Regions from separate parts of the Mus musculus genome. Here all the other regions are linked to region 1. A link is a loop called in an ENCODE intact Hi-C map of the cell type or tissue named here. Cell type or tissue: heart. All regions are shown on one strand.

Region 1 (8,000 bases):
TCACCCAGCTACTCTCTGTCCCTGAGGTCATCCCGCTGCCTCTGCCTCTAGGCTAGCCTCAGCAGCGACCAATCATGGTCTTCCCAGCTCCAGTTCGCTTGTCTTCTAGCCACCTGTACCTTCTCAGCCATAAACCCCCTGTGGTCAGTGCTCCCAAATTTCAGTAACCCAGTAAAACAAAACTCTTGAAGCTTATAATTAACCAGTCAGATTAATATACCAATAAATTCTCAATTCACAAAATGCCCACATAATAATTTCAGAGCCAATTGATAATGATCCAAGCTGCCTACCTAGATTAGACGAGTTATCTCAATTATTCTATCCCTATATGATATTACAGCTATTTAAAGCCACTCGGAGGGCTGGCAAGATGGCTCAGCAGGTAACAGCACTGACTGCTCTTCCGAAGGTCCTGAGTTCAAATCACACAGAGCTTCTGCATTTAAGGCAAAGTGAACAGAGTGAAGAGACAGTCCAACTATACACTGGACAGGGAGGTATTATCCAAAATATGTAAAGAACAACAAAACTTAAACACCAGGCCTGGCGAGATGGCTCAGAGGTTAAGAGCATTGGCTGTTCTTCCAGAGGTCCTGAGTTCAATTCTCAGCAACCACATAGTGGCTCACAACCATCTGTAATGAGATCTGGTGCCCTCTAACGGTGTACAGGCATTCATGCAGGCAGAGCACTATGCATAATAAATCTAAAAAAAAAAACCACAATATAAGCAATGATATAAATATAAGTAATCCAATCTATAAATGGGCCAATGAACTTATCAGACACTTTTAAGAGAACTACAAATGGCTAGTAAATATTTGAAAAAAAAAGTTTGTCATTCTTAGTCATCAGAGAAGTGCATGTTAAAATTGCTCTATGATGACATCTCACCCAGTTCGAATTGCTACTATCAAGAAAACAAATGGTAACAAATGTTTGAAATGTCAATGAGGATGTGGTGACAGCAGTGTCCTTACAGACTAGAGCAGCCACTGTGGAAATCAAGATAGACCACACAGCCTAGCTGCAGGTCTCCTGGGTATATCCCAAGGAACTCTTAAGTCCTACCTCAGAGATATTTGCCTATCATTTAATACTGCTGCACTATTCACAGATAAATGAGGAAAATCTGGTACAAGCACAATGGAATTTTACTCAAATGTAAAGAAAATGTAAATTGGGCAAGATGGCTTGCTAGGTAGAGGTGCTTGATGGAGAATTTCCAGAGGAAGCTAATAGACACTACAAAGTTGTCCTCTGACATGAAATTCATTGACACAACTGGAAATCATCATGTTAAGTGCAATGAGCTAACACTCAGAGTAATAAATACATTTTCTGTGAAGTGGGTGTGTCTTATATGGAGAAAGAGGCACACACACACTCACACAGAGAGAGAGAAAGAGAAAGAGAGGGAGAGGGAAAGAGAGAGAGACAGAGACAGAGAGATATGAAACTTGAAGTGGACCATGGGAGAGGAAAATGAGATTTTTTTTTAAGAGACTACTTTTGATGCTTGTCAAGGCGGCTGAGGCTAAAAGGAATGATCTGTCCAAGACAGTGGATGTGGACCGTTTTCCATCAAGAATGGGTGTCTTCATGTAGCCAATGCAGAGCTGGTCCATCTAGAGGCGCGCCTCAGGCTGTAGGGATATGCGGCATGGGCAGAAAGTGAACACACGGTAGTGAGCAAACAGCTGAGGGAGGCCATGCGCGGGTCAGAGAAGCATACGTGGTTCCTGGAGAAGTGGGTTATGGAAGGTGCGGGAGACGCTCACAAACCGAGCGTTGAATAGGGTGATGCATCTTGATTCTTGCGGCTCCTTCATCCAGACAGCCAGAACCTGCCGCGACTGACTCCGCATCCTGCAAGTTTGCACCAGCTCTGGTTATCCAGTGAGCACCTGTGGCCAACAAGTGCACGTACTGTTGTGTGTTGATGATGCAGATCTCACGCTCTACCTCAGAGATGAAGGCTCCTGGGTGCCTGCCAGGTCGCAGCGTGAGATCTGCTATGTTACTGTAGAGGTAGTCATCAAACTTGAACACACGCAGCACTTGCCGTTCTGTCAGACAAAGAAAGTCAAAAGGTTTCCCTGAAGATAGATGTTGCCCTTTTCCAGGCAAATGACACAGTCCCAGGGGAGGGATCCCTTCTCATAAGGCTTTCCAAAAATATTCTGCCAGTCAGCGAAAAAGCTGGGCTTGTCTGCCTGCATGATGACTACATCGAAGAGTTGGGGCCAATCGGGACCTAGCAAGTACCGCGTGCCGTTGTCTACAAAGTTGAAGGGACTTTTCGTGATGAGGAACAGCTGTTTTTACACGGCTACCATGCAGCTCAGATCTGCAAATGTTTCATCCCCTCTCAGGATGTACTTTGCCGTGCCTCGCTCAATCCGTGGGTACAGAAGACCTTGCACATTCTGGGTGCCATCTCTCACATTCTTGTAGAGGCAGGTGAATTTGGTCAAACTCCAGGCCGTGGCTCAGAAAGTAGTTTACCATACAGGACAGCAGTGGCATCTCTGGTAGTGAGATGTCCATGAGTTGCTTGATGGATGGGCCCTTGCCGTAAAGCCGCGCATCTGTTATAGTGGCAAATGCTGGGTGCCACCGTCTAAGGTCAGTCACTTCATCCAGCTCAGGATGGAGGTCCCTATAGGCTCTTTCCAATTGTACATAATGAAAAGCATCAATTTTCATCAGAGAACTCTTCTGAGTGTCAAAGTGGAAAGGCCAAGGATGTCAAAGCTGGGGTCCTTGTCATTCTTCCGGATCCTCGCAGGGGATCTATCAGGATGTTCCGGGAGACACTGACGACCTCAGGGTGAACCACATCCGCATATTGCGTCAGTGTGCAGTCATAGTCAGAGTCACAGACTTCAAAGTTACTCTGACTGATGTCACGGTTGGCGTAGATGGCTGCTGGGTTAAGGAGGCTGCAGACTTCGGGGCAGAATGTCATGCACCAAGCCTAGACATGTCCTGGTAACAAGTCCACATGTGTTTGCTGAGGTTCCCGCTGTCTGCGGGCACTGAGCCTGGGGTGCTGGAGCAGTGGGACCACTCCGGGACCCTGTAGGCTACAGTGAGGACTGGAGGGTGAGGACGAGGCCTTTGCACAGCAGCCAGAGGTGAGCTGCAACCACAGTCTGGCACCCGCCACCCCCCTGCCCGCTAACCCCGCCGCCCTCCGACTGGAAGATGAGATCTTAAGGGAGGTTGGAGGGGGTAAAAGAATAATAGAATGCATGTGGCATGAAAGCAGAAAGGAGACTGTGGGTAAAGGAGAGAGATTAGCAAAAGAAAGGAGGGAGGGAGTGGGGTGGGGGCAGGGAAGAGCGGTGGGACGGGCACACATAAGAACAAAATTTCGATGAAAATGCCTGAAGAAATTTGTTTCTGTCTTAACTTTTAAAAATTAGTCAAGGACTACCAGACTCTTCTTTTTTGACACAGGTCTCATGTTGCCTACGGCAGCCTCAAACTCATTAGGTAGCCAGCATGACGTTGAATTTACAATCCTTATAATCTGGAGTGCTGGAATTACTGATGTGTGCCACCATGTCCCATTTTAGTTATTACTGTGTATTGAAGTCTAGAGTTTCATGCACGATAGTCAAGCATGCTACCAACTGAGCTATAGCCACATTTTGGATTTTCTTTAAAAAAAAAAAAGTTATTATTTTTTAAAAGTTTTATTTGTTTTTTATGTGCATTGATGTTTTGCCTGCATGTCTGGGTGAGACTGCCATGAGGGTGCTGGGAACTGAACCCAGGTCCTCTGGAAGAACAGCCAGTGCTCTTAACAACTGAGCTATCTCGCCAGCCCCTGGATTTTTTTTTTTTTTTTAATTTTTTACTTTCAATGTTTTCATTATTAGAGAGTAATTGAGCACAGTAGAAAGGAACCATCTATGCATTTCAAAGCATGTGTTGTGCATGTAATAACGTTGTGTGTTTTGGCATTCTATAGCCTCTAAGCAGGTGTTCTATTGGGTATTTGTTATGTCAGGCTGATGGGCCATTGACATAGCTGATAAAATCCTATGCTGCAGAGAGCAAGGTAGCCACCAGATGGCGTGCAAGCACCAGCCACGGATGGACAAATGTATTCAGGTTAGAGCACTAGTGTGCATTGGTGTAAAAATCTATTTTTTTTTTTTCCTTTTGGAAAAGTCCTTAATTTTTAACCATATGTGGATGAACGCGAATATAGAAAAAATCCATTATTAAAATGTATCTAAGTGAAAATAAAATTTCATCAGTTGTCTGTCGTGCTTTTTGCCCTCTTTCAGGCAGAAAATGGGATGGGAAGGGGATTATGCAATGGTAGACTAGATACTTGAAAACATAACAGTAAGCGGTGCCTAAGACCTGCTGTCAGTAGTGGTCAGAACTCCCCCATGCAGAGAGCAACTGAGGACAGGACTGCTGTGCGGCTGAGATGCGCCTCCCCTGGAAGTGTCCCTGGGGGGCTTCTTCTTCACAGAGGCTGGCTAAAGTGTGGGAAACTAGGCTGGTGGTTCTTGCCTATAATTCCAGTCTCCGGACGCATAGGCAGGAAGATCGCCACAAATCCGAAGCCAGCCTGGTATTCGTACTGAGTTGTAGATCATCCAGTGCTACACAGCAAGACCCTCCAAAAGGGGCGGGGGACAAAACCTACAAATACCAAAGAACCATAGCCCTTCAGACACAAAGGCACCAGAGTGGTACTCAAAAGGAAAGGCTCGGTGAGGTGGCACAGGCCCACCTGCAAGCTCAGTACTTAGAAGCCTGAGGCCGGAGAGTTGGGAATTTGAGGAGAGTTTGAATTGATCCTGTTTTTAAGAATGAAGAAAAGCAAAAGAAAGGGAAAGAGGAGGAAGGAAAAACCTCTTCTTGATAGAAGAATGACAATAACTGTGAAAGAATAGTGTAATGAAAAAGTAACCATTGTAGCTGGACATGGTATAACATACCTTAATCCCAGTACTGAGGAGGCAGTAGAAGGAGGAATCCCAGACTACACAGGACAACATAGAGAAACCTTGCATCAAAACAAAACAACCCCTCCCGAAAACAAACAAACAAACAAACAAACAAACAAAAATCAGAAAACAACAAAGAAGCCAGCAACCTTGCAAAATATGGAGAATTTGTGAACATGAGAATACACCAGTTTTCTAAGAAAATTGTTTTTATTCTCACACAATTTTTTATTTGGAGAGTGGAGGGGCAGCGGGGAGGAGAACACTTGGTGGAGTTCAGAGGAGAGCCCTGTGGAGCCCATCTCTCCTTTGTGTGGATTCTGCGGGTCAATCTCAGGTCACCAAGTTTGCACATAGGTGCCTTTGCCCAGTAAGCAGACTCACAGGCCCTAATCTTTAATACACACTTTAAGATACCTTCTTCATACATTGAAGGAAAATTTGCAATTTCATTAAGGCAGTTAAAATCTTTTAGACTTACGTTGAATTAATAATACCACAAAATAGCTGAGATGATCATTTTAAAGCATAAAATTAAAATATAATTTTTGCTTATATTAAACTATATCTCTATTATAGTGTATCTCACATACACGCTGAAGAAGAGGGAACACACGAGCGTCAGCCAGCTTTGTTGATATAAAAATTCTGTGTTACTATTCTATGACTTATAACCTTAATTTTCCAGAAGTATTCAGAGTATTTTGGATTTTTCTTTTTTTCCTGAAAATCCAGCAGGACCTATCATTTGCTTGTAAATATCAAGTGTGTGGAGCAGACGGAGAACTTCGGCTCTCCCCTCCCCCATGTGTTCCTGGGCTATCACTGCAGAATGAGCACCGGTGTTAAGGCTCAGCTGGGCAGGTGGCCGTCCTCAAGGAAAAGCGCTTAATCTTGAAAATTTTAAATAAGAATATGCTGCAGAAGGTTAAATGGAGGGCTGAATAGGCAGACTTTAAAGGCGAAAGCTTTTTTAGTATGTAAATATTCATTATTTAACTAAAGTTTAAGTATCTTTATATATCTCATTGGACAGATGAAAATCATGATGTGTTTCTGGAGACTGACTAGGTCCTTTCAATCATGTGAAATTTGCATGTATACTACTTTAAGTTAGGTGAGTGTGTTCCATCGTCATTACTTCTGCTTGTTAGTTGAGTGAGTGTGTAGTTCTAACCTGCACACCGTGTTTTAGTAGGAGTCTATGTAAATAGGCGTCATTTGACTATAACTATATTAGCTAAACTGTGTGTCTATTTAAGACATTCGGATGCCCGGCTTCTCTGACTCTCTGGTCTTCATCCATGTTCAGACTTAGCATGATGCAGTGTTCCTTACAAAAATCTGCCATCAGTGAGGCTGGGAACCACGTAGGACACGGCTAAAGACAATTGGGTGTTAGCCTCCCCATGCCCATCAGACTCAGCTGAAGCCGACATGATCACGAGAGTCCTTTACCTCAAAGAGCCAAAGCTTAAGATCTCATTACACAGTTGAGCTGATCGCAGGAGGAATTCAGTTTCTAGGGCTGAATGTGAGTGACACTGAGTGTTTTCTTGGGAACATGGTCTTTAAATTCTATTAGAAGATGCTAAGGCAAACTTTATATGCCCCAGTACAGGGGAACACCAGGGCCAAAAAGGGGGAGTGGGTGGGCAGGGGAGTGGGGGTGGGTGGATATGGGGGACTTTTGCTATAGCATTGGAAATGTAAATGAGCTAAATACCTAATAAAAAATGGAAAAAAAAAAAAGAAGATGCTAAGGCATAAACAGAAAGCTGTCTCCCACCCTGCTAAGATGTTGACATGCTTTCATGCTGTTTATGAAATCATCTTTTGATGTGTATGTGTGTTTTGTCTGAAGGTATGTATATCGCACGAGTACCTGGTACCCATGGAAGTCAGAAGAGGGTGTTGGATCCCCTGGGCTAGAGTTACAGGTAGTTCTGAGCCACAGTGTGGGTGCTTGGAGCAGAGCTAGGGTCATCTGGAAGGACAATAGGAATTCTCAACCCCTGAGCAATCTCTCCTGGCTCTGTGGTCATTATTTTAACACAGAGTATTCCCCAGGTGTGACAGGTTCACAGGTTTTCCCAGCCAAGTTATTACCTTAAAATATGAAGTGTTGTATAGATGAAACTGTTACTGCAGTATGGATAAAGATTTTTCTTGTCCTCTCAGAATACGTGCTTTTAAAAATATAAAACCAAAAAGCACAAGATAGGTAACTTTATCTCTTTAAGAAGTCTCTTTAAATTTTATTTGCTCACTAATCACTAAAATTCTAAAATGAAAATTCTCAGCCTTCCATAGACCCAGTCTAAATTCTTTGTTCAAATGCATATATGAAGCTGTGCCCTTAATGCCTTATTATGGATTACTAACATCTCCACGTATAGTTAGTTACCTGTTCTATTCTCTCCACAATCGCAACAGGAAGTGCATAGAGCCAGGATCCTGTCTGGAGAAGGGATGTGGATCATCTTAAGTAGGTTTATTCAACAGAGTTAGTCCTGGCCAAGAGCTGACTGACTAAACAATGTAAAATAAAGTCGTGTTAGCAAATGTCCTGACTATGCCTCTTTCCCACTTCCAGGCTTAAAAAAAAGTTCTGCTAAACAAAACTTGATCAGAGAAGTTTTATTTAGTGCAATGTATCTAGGCTGACACAGTCATTTTTGTCTAATTTCCTATGAAACTGCCAGTATCACCACTGACAGAGTTGCTGCCATAGAAAATGGAAAGCACCTACTTTTGGGGGGATGGCCACTTGTTTTGGGGGGTGTAGAAACTTCTGGGAGTCACTGGCATTGTTTCTCATTCTGACTCGAAGTCCTGTCAAGTTAATTAACTTAGAAATTAAATTTGTCCACTCATGGTATTAGCTAGTATTATCCATAATGGTGGCTATGGAGACTTGATTTAGGCTGGGACGGTGAATATAAAGGAGCTAAAGAAAATTAAGATTTGTGTTTTTCCAGTGTCTGCCTGTGATGCTCAGATTACCCTGAGAAGAAT
Region 2 (8,000 bases), 200 kb after region 1:
TTTTAGGGTTGTATGTACATGTACCACATGCATGCAGGAGCACACGGAGATCACAAGAACATATCAGACTCCTTAGAAGGCTTCTTAGCCTTCCTAATGCTGTAACCCTTTCATATGGTTCCTCGTGTAGTAGTGCCCCCCCAACCACATATTATTTTCATTGCTACTTCACAACTGTAATTTTGCTACTGTTGTGAATCATAATGTAATTATCTGTTATACAGCCCCTGTGACAGTGTTCTTCGATCTTCCCTCGCCGCTCACCCCCCCCACCCCCCCCCCCCGCCAAAGGAGTTTTGACCCATTGCTTGAGAACTGCTACCCTAGAAGAGGAGTAATGTGAAGTTAAGAGCTGCAGTGTGAATGCTGGGAATTGCACCCAGGTATTCTACAAGAGCAGCAAGCCCCCTTAACTGCTGAACCATCTCTCCAGAGCCTCCACCCAAACACTCCTAAATCTAAAGGCAGATTTAAGCTTTTAGCCTATGTGCCTGAAATAATAAAAACTGGGCATCATGGGCTTAAAATTTACATGTTTCCCATCATTCATCTTTTGTTTATAGAGGATGTTATATCTGAGAGAAGCAGTTCAAATTTGCTTGTTCTGGGATTGGCTCGCCTGAGAAATAAATTATTAGGCATAATTATTGGCGACTCCTAGAACCTGGAGAGATGGTGAGCTGACGGCAGAGGAGGAAGGAATCAGATAAAGGGTCCGATGGTTATGAAATCCCAAGAGAGATTATATCATCTGGTTCAAAAGTTTTCTGGAACAAATGACAGAACTGATTATCGGAAGTACTTTTAATTAGCTGAGCTGAATCCAAAAGAAGGCGTACAAGTCCAAGCCAACAGAGGAAGTTTATTGAACTTCCTATTTAAAACAGATGTTCTGTCAGGGGCTCTGAATGTGATAATAGGATTGTATCCCAGTGTAGTTCATGGAACTCAGAAATGCCAAAAAGACAAACAATAGCTAGGTGTTCTCCCTTCTAAACGACACACAGGATATTTGTAGGGCATTTCTGCAGTTACCTGGAGGGTAGCAAGTTCAAAGCTGACATTTAGAAGCTTGGGAAGGTGAAGAACTAAGCTGGAATGGGTCCTTCATAGAGTCCCTGGTAGGGGAAGTCATTGAACATGGGGACAGGCTGGGGATAGGGGCAGGAGTCACAAAAACATGCACTCTAAGTTGATGTAAAATTTTCTATGAACAAAGCCGTCCTCCTCACTAGGTGTAAAACCCCGCTACAAGGTGAGGTGCTACCGTGATTTGCCTTCAGTATGTGAACCTAGCAGGCAGCCATTACACTGCTTTGATGGGACTGACTAGAGGGGGCCCTTTAAAGTGTTCCTCGCAGAGATTTTGGCAGAGTAAACACACACCCTGCCCGGGAGGGAGATCATGCCTTTTGAGGGAGTATATCTTTCTCACTTTGTAGCCAAAGCCTCTCCCGGGAGGAAGCAGAATCCCAACATGCTGTTAAGTTGTCCCATTCCAGCGTTCAAGGGGATGCGCCCCTGAATTTCTCCCCAAACCCCACCCCATTCACGTGGCTTTGGAGCCCACGCCATCTGGGTGCCTAGACGTTCTGTGACGCCACTCCCAAGAGGTTGGATTCTAAGTAAGGTCAGCAGTCAAGCGAAATTCAGAATCGATGATATGTTAAACTTCCTTTGTGCGGAACTTATCTAACAGTCAGCGTTATCAAAGACTGGGTTAGTCAGTACCTTGTCACAGCAATGTCGGAATAGCAAATAATGGCCTTGCTATGTTACCCCAAGTTTCCTAAGAAGAAAACTGCAAGATAACAAATGGGAGAAAAGGAACATGTTTATATTTTGGTAAATCGTCAAAAGTGTATTAAAAATCCAGTGTCGTCTACATGCATGTGATATTCAAAATTTAAAGAGTTTTTTCTTTCAATTAGAAAAAGAGAAAATTATGTTGGTAAGTGCCTGGGTATCAGAAGGCCTCAAGTTTAAGTATTTTTGTTATTTTGAGTTCGCTGATAGGTGGTAATTCACTATGACTATCTATTGGTCTTTAGTGTCTATTGAATACTTAACAAATTATAAATAATCTAAAGATGTATTTATAGGTAGAGAAACTTCTTACAGAATTGTGCCTGGTCATAATAACCTCTCCTCAGAGACCCCGAGTGACTATGAATTGGGTCCTTTTTCTCAGACAAAATGAAAGAGATGGAAAATATTTGCCAAGTTTGTTACCATCAACAACAAAATTGAAATAAGTTTTAAAAAATTACATTACTTATGTATTTATTTATTTCTCTCCCCACCTCTGTGTGAGTGTGTGTGTACACGTGCTCATGTGTGGGTGTGTGCATGTTCCTGTAGGTGTGCAATAGAACATATAAATTGGTCACAGGACAACTTATGAGAGACCATTTTATCTCCTAGATCGGTCCTGGGTCCTGGAGATCAAACTCAAGCCATTAAGCTTGATTTATCTCACTGAACAATCTTTCTGGTCTCTCAACGATTTAAAAAAAAAAAACCTATTTAATGAACATTTTCAAAACCTTATGCTGCACAATGTTGACTTTCTCACAATTTCAGGTATTAGATGAATGATTCTTATGTGAGTTCATTTGATATTGGGGGGAAAGAGATCATAAGAAGTTACAGATATTAGACATTTTTAATTATGAAGGTACAGTTTGTATATAATTACCTGTTTGGAAGTGTTGAGTATTCCTGATAGTCTATTATAAATATGCACATTTACACATTGATTGCTACTTTGCTAGTTTACATATGCTAATGAAGACACATAGTGAGACCGTGATATTGTTTCCTTTGTGTAAGCCCTCTGCCCGATACTTTGCCAAGTATGAATTCTAAGGAGAGTGCTGTTGGACTGCACAGCACTGAAGTTAAGAGAAAGAGTCACCGGGAACGAAGAGGCATGTACTCAGGAAGTTGTTTTAAAACCAGAAAAAAATAAATAAATAAAGCTAGCCCTGAAGGGAGCTTAAGGTGATTGCTGGAACCTCTCCTGCTGAGCCAGGATGAGGACAAGCATTAGGAGTTACATCACACTAGGAATGGCTCTGGATTCCTCCCTGACGTTTGTTTCTATGATTCCTTAAGGGAGGAAATGGGAAGAGACTTACATCCTGTGGAGGAGATTTGCGACACAGCTCTCTTGAGGATTCTTTGGATTCTTTGATGCATATTATATAATTTTTAAAAGCAGTGACCAGGAAATAACATTTTTCATCTTAGATGATGGCTTTTTCATGATAGTAAGTGCCTTTACTTTTCAGGCTTGAAGATAGGTATATTTTTAGAGGTTTTCTTAAAAAGTGTCTGGAGAAAATTGTATACATAGTTTTTTTACTTTTTAGTACCTATATTATTTAAGCTGTGGGAAACCTTCATTGGTAAACAGTCTTAAGTATAAGATTTTGTTGTTGTTCTTTATAAAAACTGTTTCGTCTAAAGCCAAACTCAAGCCAAAAGGATGAGAAAGGGAATGAAAACATCTCCACCTAGTGGCTCCATGTGGTAATTAATAGAACCAAAATCCAAACGCGTTTTCTGTAGAGGATCATACCATGCAGTTAGCATGAACTGTGTGTCTATGGTGAGATGCAATTTAGTTGATAATGACATGAGAAAAATAAAGTTCAGATAGTATGCACTTGTAATTAAAGTCAAAATAACACGTGGAAATGCTATTTATTTTTTGCGGGTGTAGGGGGCGTGCTGGGCTGGGGGAGATTTATTGAGGAAGGAGCTCAGAGTCTTTCCAGTGCTAGACAAGCGCGCTACAGCCTAGCTACCCAACAGCTGACCTTCGTGTTTTTACAGACACTGACATGAGTTTCTTTCTTCTGCTTTGCATACGCTCAGTGACTATAGAACTTTGTTTTCTCACCAAGCTAGCTCTCTGCTCGCTGCAGGGTATGAAGCCACAGGATACCACCTCCTTACTTTGGTTTCTAAATGACTGGATGAAAAATGTGATGCTCCAAGTTCATGAGGGCATAAAGGCTCATATAAAAGGAAAACTAATCAAACAGTGATACTAAATGTTCAAATGTGGCTGGATTGCTTTAATTACTGAGTCGGCTTTGAAATTTATTATAAGGCTGGGTTAGGAGGCAGGTGGGATGGCTGAGTGGGTCAACGTGCGCGTGTTGCCAAGCCTGAGGGCCATCCCTGGGATCCACATAGTGTAAGGTGAGAACCAATGCCCACAAGCTGTCTTCCGACCTCAACATGCACACCTGCCTACACACACAAAATAAACGAATGTAAAAAAAAAAAATGTTTAAGAAAAACATGAATGGCCCGGCGTGGTGGCACACGCCTTTAATCCCAACACTCGGGAGGCAGAGGCAGGTGGATTTCTGAGTTCGAGGCCAGCCTGGTCTACAGAGTGAATTGCGGGACAGCCAGAGCTATACAGAGAAACCCTGTCTCGAAAAACCAAAAAAAAAAAAAAAAAAAAAAAGGAAAAGAAAACCATGAATGAATTTATAATTTATAGAGCCAGGGAAGTGGCTCAGTGAGGAGGGATGTCTGCTGCCTAGCCTGACAACAAGGGACCTACTTGGTGAAGGGAGGTAGCCAAGTCTTACAAATTGTCCTCTGAACCCTACAGATGTGCTGCAGAACATGCATACCGCACAGCACACACTCAAATAGATAAATGTAATTAACCCAAAAGAATGAGTCTGGGTGTAAGAACATTAACCAGTCATGCAAAAAGCAGTAGTCAAAGAGCAAACTCTTTCTCAACTTCTTCGGAAGGCAAAGGGACCAAGTCCTTACTAGCGGTCCAATGCACATGCCCGGAAAGAAGCAACAGGTGTGCGGACATGGTTCAGAACCGAGAGCGTTTGGCTGGAGAACAGCTTCAGGATTCCCATCACGTGACTTGTATATAGCAATTATCAGAGTTGTGTTCAGTTCGTTCATCGAGCAATATCTACCTAATATTACACAAATATTAGACATAGTTTCTGAAGGGATTTAATGATTTTGGAAGTAGAGCACACCTGCAAAGATAAAGAACTTACCCGCCCCAACCCCACCCCCAGCAAAGTCTGCATAGCTGTGGTTACTGGCCCCATGTCCCTGTTTTTGTTTTGTCCTTTAACATTTACAGTCTTATTGAAATGGTGTGGTACTGGTTTTCATGTCAACTACTTACTTGAGTTTAATTGAAAATGCTGTATCTTTCTTCTCTTTGTAGAAAGCGTCATCATTCACCAGTTGCGAGTGAGCTCCAGATGAGATTACCAAGCACAGCCCACAGTCATCGCTAAAGTCACCATGCTACTGATGTTGACTGGAAACACCTTAGGACCTCCAGTGATCTTTTCTTCCTTCCTTCCTTCCTTCCTTCCTTCCTTCCTTCCTTTCCTTCCTTCCTTCCTTCCTTCCTTCCTTCCTTCCTTCCTTCCTTCCTTCCTTCCTTCCTCCTTCCTTCCTTTCCTTTCCTTCCTTCCTTCCTTCCTTCCTTCCTTCCTTCCTTCCTTTCTTTCTCTTTCTTGCTCTCTCTTTTTTTTTGAGGATACAACTTAGCAGTTAAAAAAACATATTGTGGATGGCATGAACATATGTGGCAAACCCAGTTGAATCTTTGTGCCCAGAGAAAGTTTTCTTCCCTTTACAAAGTTTTCAGGTCTGTGGGCATATGCTGTATAATTTATTTGTATAATACTTTTTGTAATGTGATCCCCCCCAAATTGTCTCCTTTCTCATAGTCCCTGGCACATGTATCTGTAGACTGTACTGTCAATTCTTTGAAGTATTGCATATTCAAAAGAGGTTAACATATCGTTCTCCTTTATTAATTTGTTGTTTTTAAGAAAGAGAAAGCACAGCACTCGATTTCCCTGGACAACGTTAAAAGGTAAAACCGAGGAACAGGAGATCCTGGGAGTTCCACGGCTTGAACGGTGCTATGGTTCTGATCGCGGCCCAACACGGAAAACACTGTCCTGACTTAGGAGTTTAAGTACTTAAAACCAACATGTAACTGTCTCCTTTGGTGTTCTGAGTGAGAAACAAACAGCTTTGACTGACAGTCAATTTTATTTCTATCTGCATTGTTTAACTCTGTGTACAAAACATAATAGTGACTTTGATGTCCCTGTATTTCCCACATATTAGTGCCCCCGTGAAAGCTTTCAAATAAAAACCGACCTAAATAATGTCCACTTAAAAAAAAAGTAGGGAGACCCAAAGGTATATAATCACTTCACTCCAATTTTGATAGGTTTTTCAAAACAACTTGTAGGTAGAAAAAACAACTACTACTACTCCTTTTTCCTTCCCCTCCTCCTCCTCTTCCTCCTCCTCCTCCCCCTTCCTCCCCCCACCCCCACCCCAGTCGTCATCTTGGTACAGGCTCTTGCTATGTATCTCTAGCTAGCCTAAAACTGGTTTTGTAGACCAGGCTGGCCTTGAAGTCCCAGGGATCCTGTCTGTGCCTCTCACATGTGTTAAGACTAAAGGCATGTGCCACCAAACCCAGCTAAAATATATTTATATTTTAAAGAATTAAAAGTCCACCATTTGCTATTCGCCTCATTGTCAGAGCTGCTGTTGAATTTATGTAAAAATATGACGTCTACTTGGAACTCTAGTTTAAAAAATCCCGTTGACGAGAGTGTAGTTCTTATAAGATCTTTAAACATAACTATAAGGATAAGCGCTGACACTCGGTTTCTAAATGAAGAAGTCATTTACCTTGCTACTCTAGTGTGATTAAAGAGCCAAGGCATCTTCTGAATGTTAAGAGGTAAGTCAAGTCACGAAAGCCATGTGCTGGAGGCTCACCTCTGTCCACAAGCTGTACCCTTATCAGCTGCAGAGGGGCGTTTACAGAGTCTCTGGAATAGGAAGCACAATGCTAAACCCTCATGTAACCTAGAGGGTTTTTAATATATTCTGTGGAACTGACAAATCATATTCAATACATACCATAAATTAAATATTTTCTAAAAAAAAATCTTGCATTTGTTTAAAGTAAAATAAATGTCATGTTAGACTTGCCCAAACTTTAATGATAGTGGAAGTCTCACATAACCTTTGTGGTTTTGATCACTGACACAGAAGTCTAGACTCTGTGTGTGTGTGTGTGTGTGTGTGTGTGTGTGTGTGTGTGTGTTAAGATTTTTAAAAGGGTTAAGATTTGCTTTCTCAAAATGTTAAAATATAATGATTTTTCAATCACAAAACAGCTTTTATTTTATTTAGTATTTTTCTGCTGACTTAGGTGGTACAGTTACTGGAGCTTAATTATTTGCTTTAACTTACAAGACTGCTAAGCTGTGGATACGGATCTTCTGGGTTTCTTTCCCTCCTGAGTTGTAAAGAACTTTAGTATTTGTCAAGACAGTGAAGATTATGTTGTAACCAGTCATCTGGGTAGATGCTGATTTTCCTGCCTACCTCATCACCAATTTCTTGAGTGACATATAAGTAAAAGGAACACATTAAATTTGAAACAAGAGACTGTTGTGAAACAAGGCAAGATCACAGTCACATCTTAGCAACCTTGTTGCGTTGTAAAAGTTGCCATCACAGGTAGTTCTGGCGCTAACCTGGAAACATTGTGTAACCTTGATTCTTTTACTGTAAATACATCTCCATCAATCTGGATGAGACTAATCTGTGGATGGAATTATTTAGGTATTTTCTGAACTGCAATCAGCATTTCTAGTTCAAGGCACAGTTGACCCAATCCATTGTTCTGTTTGATCTGCAGTTGTTCCGTTTTGTTTTTAAGACAGGGTCTTCTTATGTAGCTCTGGTTGTCCAAAACTCACAGAGATCCTGTCTCTCTGTTTCCTGAGTGTTAGGAAATAAAAATGTGCAATACAATCCCCAGCCTCTACATGTGTTTTCTGAGACAGGGTTTCACTAGCTAGCCCAGGCTGTCCTCAAACACATTATGTAGCTAAGGATGGTTCACACCTATGATGTTCCTGCCCCAGTCACCCGAGTGTTAGAAT
Region 3 (8,000 bases), 110 kb after region 1:
AGGGAGGAAAGCAGAGAAAGAATAACAGTTAGAGGGGAGATATGGCAGGGAAGGTGTTCAGTGATTAAAGGACTTCATGTTATTGACAGGTTAAGAGGTTACAGAACCAGAAAGGAGCAATGCCAAGAACACAGGCAGAGAAGGATCGCTGGTGACAGAATCTTGGAGGAGACAGAAGAAAGGGAACCAAAGTCATAATTTGGGAGTTGACCTGGATCCTGGCCTTCAAATGGAGGGAAACCCCTCATCTTCTGTGTGACAAGAGTATGAAAGATTTACATCTCAGGGGAAGACAGTTGAAAGAGCTCTCTGACAAGTTTGCTTTTCTCATTCAAGCGAAGTGACGTCCCGTCCACTGACAGGTGCTGAGAGCTAATCAATGGTCGCTAAGAGAATCCAGCACGCACTGAATCACTGCCCAAGGTGGCGGCCAGGTGTTATCAGATAGCAGATTATCAGATATCCTGCATATCAGATACTTACATTAGAATTCATAACGGTAGTAAAATTACAGTTATGAAGTAGCAAAAAGAATTTTTTTATGGGGATCACCTACAGTAGCAATGAAATACTTTTACTGTTGGGGGTAACAACAACATGAAGATCTGTCTTAAAGGGTCACAGCATTAAGAAGGTTGAGAACCAGTGTGTTAGAGGAAGATTGTCATGGATAATGTGGCCACGTATGTACAGAAAGTGAGGCTGCATTTGCAGTCATAACTGGCCTTTTTAAAAGGAGACACAGTGCATGGTGTTGAATTGAGGGTTAAAGGTCTGAGTGGCTACAGTGAACAGACAAGGTCAGGAAGCAGACGGTGTGGTGAGGAACAGCCAGCTGGGAAGAGCTATTGGGCTGAATTATTGGGCCAACAGAGAATGTTTAAGAAAGGGCTGGAGAGACTGGAGATCTATGGACTCTTGGTCCATAGGCTTTGATGTGAAGCTGACATAACCAACACAGGGTATTGAGTGTGGTCTTGGAAGCAGCAGTGAAGGTAGTTGGAGTCACTGGCATTAAGGAAAGGTGAAGTTAGGATGTTGACTAAGCCTTCCATTGAATGTTGAAACCCAGGAGGAGGGCAGATTTGGAACAGAGAACAAGTCTGTATCATTGGTCAAAAATGAAAGCTGGGGACAGCAGGTCAGCAGATGACTGCACAGACTGGCCAAAGTATTTGTCTTGATTATGTCATTCTGTTGCTTAAGAATTTGTGTGACAGCCTTTATTAGACTTTATTAGATCGAAACTGAAATTGCTTAGGCTGGTTGGTACAATCTGTTAACTATCTAATCCTTAGCTATGAAAAGGCATTCTGAGTGTTCCTGGAAAGAGCCATTCCTATCCAGATATGCAGGCTGTACACTCTTTCACATCATTGACCCACACTTATCGATACAAACTCAAACACTATCACCATCGGAAGGGGGAATTTATCTTTTTCTCTCATACTGAGAATACTTGCAGGAAACTTGGTCTTTGGGGAAATTGTGGTGTATTATCCTGCGCTTTTTAAAGCCAGCTTATATTTATTTAGTGACTAGCAGAGGCTTACCTTCGTTGTTAAGTCTTTTATAATCCCTTACTCTCCAACACCTGCCTCTGTTCTGCTAAGGAATCCGTCATGATTTTGATACGTGTGAATCATAGAATCTCATCTATACACATTCTGTATGTCTTATAGACTTACATTGTGTTGCCAAAAAAAAAAAAAAAAAAAAAAACCAAACCAAAACACAACAACAAAAAAATCTTTAAAGGACAGAGGGACTAGAAAGGGGTTGGTCATATACCATCATTGATAATCTATTGGTTATTGGTAGTCTCAAATTGTTCTAATTTTATACACCTTGTGATGTATTTATAAGATCAACTTTTAGTGTATGTATGTAGTGTATGCATGGATAAATGTTTGTGTGTTGTGTGTGTACACACATGTGTGTTTATGCTCATGGAAGAATTTTACCAGGAGAGCTGTACTTTCCAGCCCAAGATTGATGTTTTAGTGTCTTCAAAGAACTTGAATAATATAAAGAACAGCATCATTTACAAAATCATGCAATTTTTCCATTCCTGGTAATGGTCATAAATATGCAATGTTATTTCTAACCACACATGCTCAGGGTTGTTTTGTTTGTTTGTTTGCTTGGTTGGTTGGTTTGTTGTTGGTTTTGATTATATTTTTGGGGGAAGGAGCAGTCTTTAATTACATGTATGTGTTTGTATGCAAGCATATCTGTGCAGGTGTCTGAGGCCTTGGGTCCTGTGTAGCTAGCGTTTCAGGCCTCTGGGAGGCACCTGAGGCCACGAGGATACTGAGAAATGGATTCAGGTCCCCTGCAGCACTGTGCACCGGTGACTGCTCACCCAGTCCTCCAAACCCCATTTTGGTCGTCTTTAAAAAGAGCTGACATACTTCACTGTAGATGAGGGTAGTCCACTGAGATGGAATCACTTAGTGCAGCCAGGCACAACAGGCTCTTCTCACAGGGATGCTATATATCACCTTTCTCTTTGGCAATAGCTTTTCTTTTCCTAAATGAGCTCCATTTGTCACAAGGTGTGGCCTCCTATAGAATCTCTGTGCCTCTAAAGTGCTGGACTTCAGTTAGCCTTTCTGGCTTCTTAACTCCATGACTCACATGCTCTCAGTCTGCTTCATCTTTTGCATCTCAGGCTGAGGTCATCTTGAGCAAGGGACCCAGTGAAATCTCACACCACTGACATGATCAGTGTGCTGAGAAAGGCATGTCTTTGCTGGGTTCAGGAGGCAGAAAGGCAGGCTGCCTTCTAATTAAAACCAAGACCACATCTGACCTTTTGTTGGCTACAAAGCCTCAGAATCTCGTGGCGGTATTGTCTGCATTTTGACAAAGAGCTCTTCTGTCTGCTTTTCCCTTTTTGTGGTAGAATATGTTCGGCGTTCCTAATATGATCAGAGTCTGCAGGGAGGACAATATATTCACTGTCAGTACAGGGCAGAACTTTGGTTTAATTGTGAAGTGTGGGGGAAAGCATTATTAATGAAGAAAATCTCGCAAAAATGCTCGTGTTGTTTGGTAGGATCTGGACAGGAGAAAACACTCGGGGGGAGGGGGAGGTTCCTTTCTTCTGTGACCCACCTTTCTATCAGTGAAAATGAACTCAGTTATTCCAATGAGCAAACTCTATCTAAATATTCTAATTATCTATGTAAAAATCCCCCATTATGTTGAATATATATATATATATGTGTGTGTGTGTGTGTGTGTGTGTGTGTGTGTGTGTGTGTGTATTTGTTGTATGGAGCCAATTTTAAGTAAAATCAGGGTATGTGCAGCTGTTGGAAGGAGCATATTAAATAGACTTGGAATATAACAGGCTCCCGACTTTAGAATGGCTTCCAGGGAGACATCAAGTACACATCTGCACTCCCATGTGTGCTTTTGTTGGGTATCCACTAGAGAAGACTGCTTGGATATGGATTTAAGCCAATAATAGTCTTTATTAGTCAGCTAGCTACTACACTGGGTGCTTGAGATTCTAGTATAGCTGTGAGCCTTTCTCAGGGTGAGCTTTTAAGCATAAAACAAAACAAAACAAAACAAAACAAAACAAAACAAAACATATTCTGGTTGATAAACTTCAGTTAACAAGAACAGTTTGCCAGAAGGGGAACTATAGAAATCAAAAAAGCAAGGTTGGTACATTTAGAGACTTTCTCAGGTTTTTGTTTTGGCTAGTGGTGCTGTCTATGGTGGTGCTGAGTCTTAAAGTTTAAATGGATGGTACTTCTATTGTGGAGTCAGCTTGCCAAGGTCTGGGGCCCTGTTATACTTCAGCTCAGCCAAGAGCTAGACCTGTGCTACACACTGGAACTTCGGATGAAGACAGCAATATTTTATACTTGCCCCCACCTGTATGGTAATCACTAGCCACATGCAGTTTTGTAGTTACTTGAAATGTAGCTAATTAAGCTGAGAAGTTGTATTTTGACTTTTGTTTAATGCTAATTTAAAAAAAATATGTTGTCTTATTTGTTTTATACTGTGTGAATGAATACACGTGTTTCTGTGTGAGTTTGTGCGCATGCATACAGTGCCTGTGGAAGCCAGAAGAGGGCATCGGCTGCCCTGGAGCTAGAGTTATAGGTGCTCCTTAGCTGCTCATGATGACTGTGGGACTTGAACTCCGGTCCTCTGGAAGAGCAGTGCGTGCTCTCACTTTGAGTCATCTCTCCAGTTTCAGTTGCTAATTAATCTGACATTAAGCAGCCACATGTATGTAGCACAGGGCTGGTGCCACGGCATCCATGCTTGGCAGGCCCTTAGCTGATACTGAACCTAGGGCAGAGGGGAAAGTCCTGACTAGAGAGAGATTAGAGTCCTGGGTACAAAGAAGAACCTGGTGTGTCATGGATTCAAGGGAGGAGACAACTTCAGAAGACCAAAGGTCAGGCAGAGGTCCCTGGTCTGAGCTGCTGCCCTGGGCTATGTTGATGTCTTAGGGCTGTGCAGAACTGCCCCACCCCTCACCTGGACTGGAGGCATGAGATGAGAACTGATCTACCCTCTAGCCAGTTAGTTGCAGTGCTCTAGAGAGCAGCCCTGCACATTGCCCAGGAAGAACAGTAGACCTGGTCCTGGTTGCAGGGATTGTTAGTGAGCTGACCAAAGGGTAGAAGTGTGGGAGAGCTGGATCTGCCATTTGTCTCCTGTAGAGTGACAAGGGTGAGGGAGAGATGCTCTTCTCCCCACATGCCCCTCATCACCTGTGGCAGGTTGGAGACCTGGCCCTTGGATCTTGAGACCTGGCCCTGCCCCTCACCAGCTACAGCACTTGGGAGAGCAGGCTCAACACCCCAGCCCTGCACCTCGACTGGGCAGCACAGGACAGTATCAAGGTTGTGAGAGTGGTAGAGCTGGCTCTATCCCTCTGCCTCTCACTGGCAGTGGCACTGGATGGGCATGGACCAGCCATAGTGACTCTTCAGTGGTGTGGTGGTGTGAGTGGAGGTGAGCTGGTGGGCTGACCAGCTCAGGTACTTCTCAGGCCCACATCCAGGGCTTTGAATTGTCCCATCCCAACATCTACCCCTCCAATGAACTGCTGGAATACATGAAAGAGCTGGTCCTACAGAACCAAAGCTGCAGGATCTCCATGACACAGGGCAACAACAGGGTATCCCAGAGGATAGCCAGTGATGTTCCAGTACTGGAACCTCAGATAGAGCATCAGAAGCCAGGAGCCTGTACCAGATCAATGAGCCATTACAATTAACATGCATATGCAAAGAAGTATAGACAAAAGGGTATATACTGTGGGATACACTGACACACTACAGATTACACAACCAGATTTCTCCCCCTCTGTTGGTGGGGAGGAAGCAAGGGTGGAGGGATGGGTATGAGGGGAGAGGGAGATGGGTGGGATTGGAGTGCTTGATGTGAAATTCAGGAAGAACCAATAAAAAGTTCAAAAGAGTTTCTACTTTTTATTAAATACTGATGGCTAATGATTTTAAATTACACTGAGTCACCAAGTTACATGCTAAAGAAATCAACATATCACTGTCGTGCTAGCAGTCCAAGTTGAAAAGCAAGCACTAGGAAAAGAACCTTGTTCTATAGATAAAGGGAAGAGGCACACATTATCTAGCAACAGGATTTCTTTTTCCATATAAAACAATTCCTGGGTTGACATTTTTGGCCTCTAGTTCATATTTTGAGCTGGGGCTGTAGATGCCTTCATCTGTATCTCACCTGTAACTTGATTTCTCCTCCTCCTCCTCCTCCTCCTTCTTCTTCCTCTTCCTCTTCCTCTTCCTCTTCCTCTTCCTCTTCCTCTTCCTCTTCCTCTTCCTCTTCCTCTTCCTCTTCTTCTTCTTCTTCTTCTTCTTCTTCTTCTTCTTCTTCTTCTTCTTCTTCTTCTTCTTCTTCCTCTTCTTCTCCTGTTTCTCAACAACAGGAGTTTAATCACCAGTGCATGGGTGTGGGTTTATAGTTGGTGATTTAAAACATTAAAGGTAAGAGGTGTGTTTCTGTCAGGTGCATTTTTCTAGTTTGCATCATTATATCATCATATACAATGTTTCTAATCAGGGAATCAGGAGGACAGGAGAAGGTAGAAGGCAGGTGTGGTTAAAGCATGCTGTGTGCAAGTTCAGAAATGCCACAGTGAGATTTATTAACTTATAGGGTTACTGTGTGATGCTACTTAATGTTAAAAATGGAATTTGTCAGGCTTGGAGGTGGCTCAGGGGAGAGGAGAGCTTTGCTGCCAAACCTGATAGCTTGAGTTTGAGTTCTAACACACACACACACACACACACACACACACACACACACAAGACCCACACAAGAAAATAAATGTAATAATTTTTTTCTTTCAAAGAACTATTAGTTCTTTGAGAGTTTCATACAATATGCCTTCATCATACTCAGGCTGCCCAACTCTTCCAGGATTCACCCTCCTCCCCTACTTACTCAACGTTGTATCAAGATCACCTTGTGCTGCCCAGATTTTCTTGGATGTGTGGTCACCCACTGGCAAGTGGTAGACTTACCTAGGGCTGCGCTCTTAGAGGAAACTGTCTCCTCTCCCAGAAGCTAAGAATTGGCCATAGCATCCTAGCTTGGGGAGGGATCAGGTGCCTAACTCCCCTCTGACTGCTGGGATTTGTTCTATCGGGCTTACACGCATGTTCTCACGCCATTGTGAACTCACACCTGCTGCTGCTCTTCTCTCTCTGGAAGGTAAGGGCGCCTTGCAGTCTCTGACACTTACACTCCCTTTGCCCCTTCTTTCACAATGACGCCCCCCCTCCCCCCACCTCCATCTCATCCCTTGGGATGAGTCTTGGGAGGGGCGTGGAAATATATATGCTCCCTTTAGGGCTAAGCATTCTGTAGTTTCTTAATTGTTAATAAAAATATTTTTAATGAAATTTGTTGACTTTAAAAACAGAATACAATGTATAGATTAGGGATATAGCTCAGTGGTAGACCAGGCACTTAGATAGTTTAAGACCCTGGCTTTGATCTATGCACCATCAAAAAGGAAAAAAGAAAATGGGGTGCAGGCCAGGATGTCTAGAGTGTAGTAAAGTGATGGTACCACTACATTGGCACCACCTATGTGTAAAACCTGGACATTGTATATGGATGTCTGCACTAGCCCTTAATGTCTCTTATTCACTTCTGTTTCCTTGGAAACCACTGTGTAAAGGACAGTAGATAAAGTACCATGCATTCTGTACTGCCTTCTCTCCTGTTTCCCATCCCGTTGATCTGCAGAAGTCCTCTCCGGGTACCAGGGCGGGCGAGGGAAAACCAGCGCATACACTATTATACTTTTGTTTGTGCAGAACCAACAAGGCCCTCTAGGATTAAAACTGAACTTCCCAAGCACCATGTCAACCAGTAACGGACCAGCCTTGAAGCTGTGAACAATTCAAAGTGACGCATGCCGTGGCTGGCAGCAGGAAATATTTTTGTTCAGCTTGTGAATGTTTAAGAGGAAAAGCAGGGCCCTGACAAGAATAGTTGAAATAATTCCAACAGGATATTTGTGTATAATAAAAAGGAAGGGCATAAATTTTGAGTTAAAAGGACTGTTGTGAGGCTAGAGACAAGCTCAGAAGTTAAGGGGGGCTTGCTGCTCTTACCGAGGACCCAGGTGTGTCATTGTCAGCACCCACATCCAGTGACTCATGGCCACCAGTTTGGGGGATCCACCACCCTCTGCTGGCCTCTTGGGGCACCTGCATGCACAGGCTATACATGAATACATACATATAAAATATCCAAAAAAAATCTTTTTTTTTAAAGAACACTTGTCATCTGGTCTTCCCAGCTCGCATGTCATTCTGTCTGCAGACCAGACCTGCATACCAACAATGCATGTGTTTGCCTTCAGGATTTCTACATCCTTTTCAGAAGGCAGCTGCTAATCTCTAGAAAGGCTTGCTCTGATGTTAAACATTTCCTGATCAAAGGCCTGAAGGGAAACATGAAACAATGTG

What was found. A loop is a pair of places that touch in the nucleus more often than their neighbours do. Peaks named below come from ENCODE experiments on the same cell type or tissue, not always from the same donor. Only the 100,000 strongest peaks of a DNase experiment are listed, where the experiment ranks them.
Region 2: it touches region 1 in a loop (8-fold over the local background); 36 of 42 quality-filtered maps call a loop at or near these places.
Region 3: a loop joins it to region 1, with 3 times the contacts of the local background. A loop is called at or near these places in 9 of 42 quality-filtered maps.

The regions. Positions count from the first base shown.
Region 1 is chr9:79,999,039-80,007,038 of GRCm38, reverse strand. It overlaps a transcript of Filip1 not described here and the pseudogene Gm8131. Among named protein-coding and RNA genes, the nearest start is that of Filip1, 25 kb to the right of the region's middle. In heart, a CTCF peak has its summit at 675 (motif pointing left); a DNase peak (open chromatin) is centred at 4,078; H3K27ac peaks cover 322 bases.
Region 2 is chr9:79,802,448-79,810,447 of GRCm38, reverse strand. It overlaps 4930429F24Rik (RIKEN cDNA 4930429F24 gene), which reads right to left. Exons shown (of 3, transcript NR_040734.1): 3 at 7,213-8,000. It also overlaps a transcript of Filip1 not described here. Among named protein-coding and RNA genes, the nearest start is that of 4930429F24Rik, 13 kb to the right of the region's middle. In heart, a CTCF peak has its summit at 3,523 (motif pointing left); no DNase peak of the experiment used is centred here.
Region 3 is chr9:79,885,428-79,893,427 of GRCm38, reverse strand. All of the region lies in intron 2 of Filip1 (filamin A interacting protein 1), which reads left to right. Among named protein-coding and RNA genes, the nearest start is that of Gm35261, 38 kb to the left of the region's middle. In heart, CTCF peaks have their summits at 4,095 (motif pointing right) and 7,737 (motif pointing left); DNase peaks (open chromatin) are centred at 1,047, 7,447 and 7,727.